2 separate regions of the Homo sapiens genome follow, and region 2 is linked to region 1. Evidence: chromatin contacts called from ENCODE Hi-C or POLR2A ChIA-PET data. All regions are on one chromosome and are shown on one strand. The core of a region is the stretch at or near the end of the contact, and the rest is flanking DNA. Distances in the headings are between cores, read along the strand shown. Region 1 overlaps LINC02320 (long intergenic non-protein coding RNA 2320). Region 2 overlaps WDR20 (WD repeat domain 20).

Region 1 (5,065 bases), core at 2,328-4,827:
ACCCAGTCTGTGGCACTTCTTATGGCAGCCTAAGCAGAAGAAAATGCCACCCAGAGCCTTATCTATTAAATCGTTTGGTTGCAAATGACAGAAACTTAAATTAAACCACTTTAACCAGAGGAAAATTTCTAGCTGGGCATGGTGGCTCACACCTGTAATCCCAGCACTCTGGGAGGCCGAGGTGGGCAGATCCCTTGAGCTCAGGAGTTCGAGACCAGCTTTGGCAACATGGTGAAACCCCTGTCTGTACAAAAAATACCAAAAAATAGCTTGGTGTGCTGGCACATGCCTATAGTCTCAGCTACTCGGGAGGCTGAGGTAAGGGGATTGCTTGAGCCTTGGAGGTTGAGGCTGGAGCCAAGATTGTGGCAGAGTGAGACCTTGTGTCAATAAAAAGGAAAGGAAAGGAGAGGGGAGGAGAGGGGAGGAGAGGGGAGAGGAGGAGAGGGGAGGGGAGGGAAGGGGAAGGGAGGGGAGGAGGGGGAGGGCAGGGGAGCAGGGAAGGAGAAGGAAGGGGAAGGGAGGGGAGGAGAAGGGAGGGGAGGGGAGGGACCTAAGGAGGCATGTCACCTGAATGTCACGTGGAGTCCTGAGTAGAATCGTGGAACAGGAAGACGACATTAGGGAAAAACTAAGGGAATCTGAATAAAAGGTGGATTTAATATGTCAAAAATGGTGCTATAATGGTGACAAATGTACCATATGCTGTGAGGGGAGGGGAGGGGAGGGGAGGGGAGTAGGAAGGATTCTTAGCTCAAGAACTGAATAGGCCAAGCATAGATCTGGGCGCAGCAGTCTCCAGGGCTCTTCGGGCCCCACGTCTGTCTGTTTCTACGAATGCCTCTCCCAGCGGCCCTTTCCTCCCTGGGTTCTGTCCTGGAGTGACTCTCCAGCTGTGTGCCTGTCCGCTCAACAACTTCCATAGACAGGAAGCACTCCCTCCAGAAGCTCAGGGCTGTGTTGAGAGACTCACAGAGGCCAAGCAGCAGCTTACACAGGACACAGTGACAAGAGGACACAGTGACAATGAGACACAGGACACAGGACACAGTGACGACAGGACACAGTGACAACAGGGCACAGGACACAGAGATGATGGGACACAGGACACAGGGATGACGGGACACAGGACACAGTGGATCACAGGGGCCAGACATGAAACAGGGAACTCAGAAGGAACCCACAGAGATGACGAAGGACCCAGGAGGCCCCTGAAGGAGCTCTCAACGGCCTAGGCTGGGACAATTGGAGCCACAAAATAAAACAGTACTGGGTTATGACCCAAAGCAGAAAACAAATGTCCTTGAGTCTGTGGGGATACAGATCAATGACTGGATAAACACCTGAAGAGGGGAGAGGAGGTGAATCTCCCGCAGAAGAATTCCACCTAATGTATGCAGAAACACCTCCCTCAAGGAGGAGCAGCAGAACTCCCAGCTCGGGAGCGTGGGCTGCACTGACAGACGCATCCCAAGAGGACAGCACAGGGGCAGGCCAGGGGGAGGAGCTCCGTTTTTATTTTCAGGGGAAACCCTATGAACATGATCTCCGCCAGGTGGTCAAGGCCAGAATCAACAGGGATAAGTGGCGTTGATGGCACGGACCCTTGACCTTGATGTGATGAAATGGCCTCCCATAACCCCAGTCTAACCATGAGAACATCAGACAAATCCCAACTGAGGGACATCTTACAAAGCACTCGGCCACTTATCCTCAAAACTGTCACATTCAAACTGTCACCGTCGAGAGGAGCCTAGGGAGGCATGTCACCTGAATGTCACGTGGGGTCCTGAGTGGAATCGTGGAACAGGAAGAGGACATTAGGGAAAAACTAAGGGAATGTGAATAAAGTGTGGACTTAAGGTGTCAATAACGGTGCCGTAATGGTGACAGCTGTACCACATGCTGCGAGATGTTCGCAATCAGGGAGGTCATGTGAGAGGTACGGAACGCTCTGTACTAGCTTCACAATGATTCTGTGCCTCTAGAGCCGTCCTAAAAGAAAACGTTTATTTAACAGTATCAATTTTTTTTAAAGAGGGGGCCAGTTGGGGCCGAAAAGGAATGTTGGATACTCAAGAAATATGGATCTATTAAACCTCACATCAAAATACATTCTGAATTCCAGATGGATGTAAGATCCAAACATATATATTTTTAGCCCAGGCGCAGTGGCTCACGCTTATAATCCCAGCACTTTGGGAGGCTGAGGCAGGTGGATGGCTTGAGCCCAAGAATTCGAGACCAGCCTAGGCAACACGATAAGATTCTGTCTCTACCAAAAAATAAAAAATAATGCTAATAATTAGCCAGGCATGGTGGTGTGTGACTATTGTCCCAGCTACTTGGGAGGCTGAGGTGGGAGGATCACTTGAGACCAGGAGGTGGAGGGTGCAGTGAGCCGAGATCACACCACTGCACTCCAGCCTGGGCGACAGAGTGAGACCCTGACCCTATCTCTTTCTTTCTGTCTCTTCTCTCTCTCTCTGCAGATACATAGATAGATAGATAGATAGATAGATAGATAGATAGATAGATAGACAGACAGACAGAGACACACACACATATATGGAGATATATATATAAATAATATATTATATGTTTATATATAAATATATTTATTTATATATATATTATATATATAATATATATATTATATATATATAATATATATATAATATATATATATTATATATATATAATATATATATATGAAATCATGAAGGCTTCATGGCAGGAAAATAGGGTCTGGAGGCAGGGAACAGAAGGCCGATTCACACTTCAGCTATGACAGGAAACACCCTCTCCATAGGGCATACGCCTTAAATGACTGTGTAACTTTACTTTGATCTCTCCATTTACATCAGGAATACCCAAAGTAACCAGTGCAATCCTCTAGGGGGTATTTAAACTCCCAAAAATTCTGTAACTTGGCCCTTGAGCCCCTACGCTCAGGCCTGCCCCCACACTGTGGAGGGTTCTTCCGTTTTCAGTAAATCCCTTCCTTCCTTCCCTGCTTTGTTTGTGCGTTTTGTCCACTTCTTTGTTCAAGACACCAAGAACCTGGACACCTTCTACCGGTAATAAAGGTACTAAAGAGAAAATGGAGGTAAATACTTATATAATCTTAAAATAAAGAAGCTGGCTGGGCACAGTGGCTCACGCCTATAATCCCAACACTTTGGGAGGCTGCAGCAGAAGGATCACTTGAGCCCAGGAGTTTGAGAGCAGCCTGGGCAACATAATGAGACCGTGTCTCTACAAAAATAAAATAAAATAAAAATAAAGAAGTTCTTTCTACATATCACTCCAAAGACAAAAACCACAAAAGATAGCTTTAACTACAGAAAATACAATACTATACATATGGCCAATAAGAAAAATAAGATAGACACTAATAAAAATAGCAAATAATTATCTCATACTCGCTGTATTCCAGGCCCTGTTATAAGTACTGTATTAACTCATTTAATTCCCACAACAAACCTACAAGGTACTGCAAAGGCTCTGGTAGGTGAAGCAATGCACCCAAAGCTACAGAGCTAGGAAGCGGTGGGGCAGTGTGGCTACGCCTGTGCCCTGAACCACAAAAGTAACAGGCACACGGCTGACTGGGGAAAACGTGAGAACATTTTGTGAACCATATCCGAAAAGCAAAGATTATATCTTTATGACGGTAATATATATATGCACTCTTACCAATAAGAAAAAGACAAACATCTCAGTAGAAAAACAGGCAAAGGAAGTCATTCGCAAAGGCAATCCACAAAGGAAGTCATTCAGTCAATGCTTGTAAAAAAAAAAAAAAAAAAGTTCAACCTCAACAGTTAACAAAGAGATGCAAATTAAAACGGACATCTTCCCACCCCATCAAGCTGACTCATGCCAAAGAAATCAGTCTCCGGTCGCCAGTCTACGTAAAGCGAGCCTGGCACGTTGGGTTCTTAGGGAGGTACCACAGGATGTTTACGAGGGGCTTGCCTCGGCATCGGTGGAAGGAGGAGAGAGAAGCAGGATTGGACGAGGGAGAAGGCAAACTTCCATGCAGACCCAGTGATAGCCCCAAAGACCAAACAGTAGCCTCCAAGCTAGAGTGGCCCCGGGAGACCTTCCTGACTCGGGCAGAGGTGGTCCCCACATTGAGGAGTCGTTGAATGCAGTTGCCCAGGAAGAGTCCCGGCTTTGGACAGGGTGGCTCTTTGCAGCTGAACAGTCTCTGAAGGGACTGAGAGTTGAAGGCACCCCAAGCAGCTGGGGTAACAAGTCCTTCCCGGAAGGGGGATCTAGGTGGCTCATCACAGTGAAGACATACAAAAATGTTTATTAAAAGCCAGAGGCATGGTGGCTCATGCCTGTTATCCCAGCACTTTGGGAGGCTGAGGAAGGAGGATCAATTGAGCCCAGGAGTTCAAGACCAGCCTGGACAACATGGTGAAACCCTGTCTCTACAAAAGAAAAAAATTTAAAAATTAAAATTAAAATTAAAAGTCACTAACATTAAAGAAATGCAAATCAAAACTACAATGAGATACCAGCTCACATCCATTAAGATGTACCATAAAAAAAAAAAAAAAAACACAGAAAATAAGTGTTGGGGAAGATGAGGAGAAATTGGACCCCTTGTACACTGTTGGTGGGAATTACAGAGGTGCAGCTGCTGTAGAAACAATATGGGTGTAAGGATTAATACCGAGTGTCAGCCTGATTGGAATGAAGGATGGAAAGTATTGATCCTGGGTGTGTCTGTGAGGGTGTCGGCAAAGGAGATTAACTTTGAGTCAGGGGGTTGGTAGCGGCAGGCCCACCCTTAATCTGGGTGGGCACCATCTAATCAGCTGCCAGAGAGGCCAGAATATAAAGCAGGCAGAAGAATGTGAAAAGACTAGACTGGCCCAGCCTCCCAGCCTGCATCTTTCTGCTGTGCTGGATGCTTCCTGACCTCGAACATCGGAATCCAAGTTCCTCAGCTTTGGGACTCGGGCTGGCTTCCTTGCTCCTCAGCTTGAGACGGCCTATCGTGGGACCTTGTGATTGTGTGAGTTAATGCTCCTTAATAAACTATCCC
Region 2 (4,818 bases), core at 336-2,835, 480 kb after region 1:
CATGTGTGAGGCTGAGGGTTGGCCCGCTGGTCACAATTACAGCAATGTGGCCTTTCAGTGTTCCTCACCAGAACACCTCTCAGACCCACCTGTTACCACACGTGCACACACCTTCACACACCGAATCCCCAGCATCAGTTACTCTGGCCTTTGCCTCCTTTCTGGTGCCTGGTACATGAAAATGTAATAAATGTTGGGATGGAAAGATGAGTGAAATGGAATTATAAATTTCAGAAATCCACCTGAGATAAACATAGATGAAAAATTCCCATCTGGGAACAAGTATATTTTAAAAGATGATTTTCCCCCTGTCAATTAAAAATTGTGTGCATTTAAAATGCTTGTTGATAGAAAAATTGGAAAATAGAGAGGTACAAAGAAGGTAGGAAAGCATCACCTCTAAACCGTGACGCTCACTGTTGACTTTCACAGTCTGTGATTGTTTTCAATGAGGGGACACCATAGGGCTCACACCTTCCATTGGGGGTGAAGGCAAACTTCACCAAACTTCATCTCCAAGTCTGGCCCTGATCAGGTCAGCCCAGTGAGCATGGGCAGGCCCTGCCCTCTTCCCGCTCCCTGGGACTGTCCTCAGTCACACTGGAGGTCCTTGCTGGTGCATCTGTTCAAGACCCAAAGAAAGTCGAATGCCCAGTCCTTTCTAGCCCCTCTCAGGAAATCATCCCCAGCTCCCTGGAGTCTCTGCTTTCCCCAATCTTCCAGAGTAGATTTTGGGTTTCTGTTTGTAGCGTTCTGTACATATGATGCCCTTGAAAATGTCTAATGGGCCATTATTGAAAGTATCTTGGCGCACGGTTCATCTGACAAGCTCCCAGATCGTGGAGCGTGTCCTCATCATCAGAGCTGCCCACAGAGGAGAGTCACCCGGTCACATTCAGCTCACTGTGGTGAAGCACCCCACAGGGGCGAGGAGTTTACTTTTTAAATTTTTTTTTTTGTGTGTGTGTGTGTGTGTGTGTGTGTGTGTGTGTGTGTGTTTCACTCTGCCCTGTTCTGAAGTTTGCTTTTTATAACTAATGGTTATATATTTGGGGAGGAAGAGTTACAAAGGGACAGTTCCTATATGGTAATGAATGCAACCTTGTTGTCTGTGTAAAAATCCTGATTTTGGAGTATATTCACAGAATAGTAACTTTGAAGGATTTTCAAGTATGTGTTAATTGTTGGCTGAAATATAAAATGTTAAAGAACTTGGCATTTGGCTTCTTTCGTTACTGACACGATACCCTCTGCTGTTGCCCTTCTCCTCTCGCAGGCTGTGAGGCTGAGGCAGACACACTGGGTAGGTCCCACGTCTCCTTGTGGCATTTAGATCCAGTCTTACTGAAGGGCATGCTGAAGAGGAGATGGCCCTGACTCCTGGGGTATGGAGGGACACTGCTGCCAGCCCAGGCTGCGTGGCACATCCTGCCAGCTGCAGGTGCCTCCCAGGCATGGGGTAAAGCTTAGCAGTGTTCTGTCTATTCTGATACAAAGGAATGGTCTGCACATTTTGTTAGTTTTGTTTCTGTTGATTTTCTAATCGAAGGAAGGAAATGAGCCCGTAATGATCTACTCCTTAAAGCTTGAACACAGATAAAACGACATCCGATCCCATCTTAATGTGGCTTTGAAATACCCTTTCCTAATACTTCCTGAGCCCTCTTCAGATGCCTTTACATCATCAGAGCCTTTAGTTGCCATTTTTGCTTGTGGTTGCATTATGGCTTTTCAAGCAGCTGCTGTGGTTTTTGAATTGTTTCAGTATTTTTGTTATAAATTAATATCTGCATTTTGAAATGCAGATCCACTCACCCCCAAACTAATTTTTGATTTTTGCTTATCATATTGATAGTAATGAAAAAAAAGAAAAAGAAAATGAAGTGCCTTAGAAAGCGTCAGTGTGAATTGCTTTCACAAAATGACACTTTGATGTGGTTATAGACTTATTTTTATTCTTGTTTCATTTTAACTAGTGTATTTTGAAAATCTTGTCTGTTGATGGCATTTGGGATGGTAGTGTTTTCGCTGTTCGTGGGATTTTTCTTTGTATTCATATCTTAAGTGGCACGGTCTGTTTGGCCTGCAGAGCTGGAACTATGGGGAGGGCCGCGCTGAGCGTTGAGTGGAGACATGGAGCCTGCATCCCCACAGAGCACTGGCCCAGAGCAGGTGTCTTGACGTACATAGAAATGTGTCTGTATTTCGTTTTGCTTTTAAGGTTTATTTGCGTTTTGGGTTTTTTGTGTTTTTATGAACGTGTTTGTTAAGAATGGGCCTTGGAGCATTTTGGAGTTGGACACTGATGGAGAGCCCTGTGGCCAGGCCAGCTGCTCTGCCAGCACCTCTGTTACTTCCCCTGCCTTCCCTCCGCCTCCTCGCTGAGCACCTGCCCTGCCCATCTCTCAGTGTACCCCTGCCCTGGAGGGGCTGCGACTGGGACTGGGGCTCTCCTCCACTGCTTCCCACCAGAGCCTTCCTGCCTCTGCCTGTCTCTGTTCCCCAGCACCTCCCTTCTGGCCCAGGGAGCAGGTCTCTTCCCTGTCCCTCTCTCCTGGAGCTCACCTTCCTCCACCAGGCACCTGCCCTGCACCCTCCTCCCCTACGGTGTCCCTTTGCTCTCAGCACCTTCTCTGCCCCCACCCTGCTTCCCTGTGCTCTCTCCTAAGGACCACCCCCTCCCTGTGCACTCCATCCCTCTAGGGCTCAGCTTCCTCAAGTCTCAGAGGCCTGTCCTCTGAGGCTCTGGCCTCCTGTGGCAGCTCCTTCCTCTTCTGCCTGCTCTCCTCATGGCACTTCTGGGTTGTTTGCTTGGATATTCCTTCTGCTTTCCTTGTTTTTGTCCTGTGCCCTGTATGGAGGTTTTTTTTTTTTTTTTTTTTTTTTTGAGACGGAGTCTCGCTCTGTCGCCCAGGCTGGAGTGCAGTGGTGCGATCTCGGCTCACTGCAAACCTCTGCCTCCCGAGTTCACACCATTCTCCTGCCTCACCACCTGAGTAGCTGGGACTACAGGCACCCGCCACCATGCCCAGCTAATTTTTTTGTATTTTTAGTAGAGACAGGGTTTCACCATATTGGCCAGGATGGTCTCGATCTCCTGACCTCGTGATCCGCCCGCCTTGGCCTCCCAAAGTACTGGGATTACAGGTGTGAGCCACTGCGCCGGGCCTGTACGGAGGTTTTTTTCAGAGTTTCACACACTCTTCCTCCGCTGCACCTGCTTCCTTGGAGATATTTATTTATTTATTTCAGAGACAGGGTCTCACTGTGTCACCCAGGCTGGAGTACAGTGGTGTAATCATAACTCACTGCAGCCTTGACCTGGGCTCAAGTGATCCTCCTTGGAGATCTTAGGATGTTACTATTCGCAGCCAATTTCTGTGACATTCGTGGTTATATTTATTAGCTGCAGACCTTTCTAGCTGCATACTGGGCAAAACCCAGGGGTCTTTACACACCCCCGCTTTCCATCTTGCCCTCCACCCAGCCACATTCTGCCACGCTGCCCATGGTCAAGTTTAAGACCTATTTGTCCATGGCATGGACAGTTGTCATAGCCTCCTAACTGGTTCCTCATCACCCCCACCCCACCTTGCATTCTGCACCTACTGCTGGGGGATTTCATGTTATTCTGCCACTTCCCTTTCTAGAAACTGTCTGTGCCTCCACTGTCTGCAGCAGCATCCCCAGTAGAAATACAGTGCCAGCCACGTGTGCAAGTTTAAATTTTCTAATTACCACATTAAAATAGTAAAAACCAGGTGAAATTAATTTTAAGAAAATACTGTATTTTATATATATATCTCCAAAATATTATTTCAGCATATAACCAGTGTAAAAACTATAAATGAGATCATTGACATTTTTTTTCATACCACATTTTTAGAACCCTGTGTGTGTTTACACTGACAGCACATTCCACTTGAGACCAGTGCTGCGGGACTGGGGAGTGCAAGCGTCAGGGTCCCAGCCGAAGCCCTTTAGCTTGGGACTTCACAGCCACAGCCTGAGTCCCAGCTCACAACTCCAGACCAAATTCCCCTCCCAGCTCATGTGCTGCGATCAAGACAGATGCCACACATGGCCTGGATCCCCACCCCCCTGGCCTGCTGTGTTGGCTGGGCTTTTCCTTGGAGCATGGCCCCTGGTGCTTCTGCCACTCCTGCCTCCCTGCCCACCCCCGAAACCCCATCCCTCAGAGGGACCGGGTATTTTTCAACATCCTCATCCAGATCAAGGCCCCATTGACATTGGAGAGAATTCAAGCCCAACAGGGAATTCCATTACTTATCATTGAGCACTGACTAAGATTTTTTTTTTTAACTAGACTTTTTCTGAAACAAAAATATACCTTATAGTGCAGAAACTGGACTGCATAATTTTTATTCTTGTATTTATTTAATTAAATGTTCTAGGTATTTCTTTCTTAATTTGAAAGACAGGAGAAAAATGTGTTCTGTTCTCTTCCTCTTTTGTCAAACCCAATCCAAATAAGCCAGAGTCATGTAAGTTAAATGACTGTGCTTCCCACACTGGCCTGGGGTCTGAGACAGGCTGGTGCCCTGTTCCTTAGAACGCTTGGGAGTGGCCCTGCAGGCTGGTCGTCGGAGCCAGGTGATGTGTGTCTGTGGAACGGGAGACAGCATGCTCGCTTTGGGGTCTGATGGGCCCGTCTGTTCCCCTGGCACTGGTTCGGCTGTGTCTCTCCGCCTCGGAGTCCTTGAAGTTGTTCTCTGTGGGGGTACACTTCCCCAAACATCCTCTTAGCCTGATATTTGCTGTCTTTCTGTCCTTCTGTCTTGCTCAGCTGTCCAGCAC

What was found. A loop is a pair of places that touch in the nucleus more often than their neighbours do. ChIA-PET counts read pairs that join two places held with the same protein, here RNA polymerase II (POLR2A). Pooled maps may share reads with other maps.
Region 2: a pooled map shows a loop between it and region 1 (5-fold over the local background). The contact joins two enhancer-like sites. A Hi-C loop is called at or near these places in 1 of 50 pooled maps. POLR2A ChIA-PET finds 5 or more read pairs at or near these places in 2 of 52 experiments (MCF 10A and activated T-cell).

Annotation. Positions count from the first base shown.
Region 1 is chr14:101,718,459-101,723,523 of GRCh38, forward strand. All of the region lies in intron 1 of LINC02320 (long intergenic non-protein coding RNA 2320), which reads right to left. Among named protein-coding and RNA genes, the nearest start is that of LINC00239, 9.4 kb to the right of the region's middle. RefSeq lists a silencer at 1-191 and enhancers at 3,778-4,718, 3,938-4,017. Within about 2 kb of position 3,578, at least 12 of the 41 ENCODE cell types and tissues checked have a DNase peak (open chromatin) inside an H3K27ac peak, as active enhancers do.
Region 2 is chr14:102,199,511-102,204,328 of GRCh38, forward strand. All of the region lies in intron 2 of WDR20 (WD repeat domain 20), which reads left to right. LOC105370677 (a long non-coding RNA gene) reads right to left here. Exons shown (of 2, transcript XR_944228.2): 2 at 4,368-4,818. Among named protein-coding and RNA genes, the nearest start is that of WDR20, 62 kb to the left of the region's middle. RefSeq lists a silencer at 3,623-3,702. Within about 2 kb of position 1,586, at least 4 of the 41 ENCODE cell types and tissues checked have a DNase peak (open chromatin) inside an H3K27ac peak, as active enhancers do.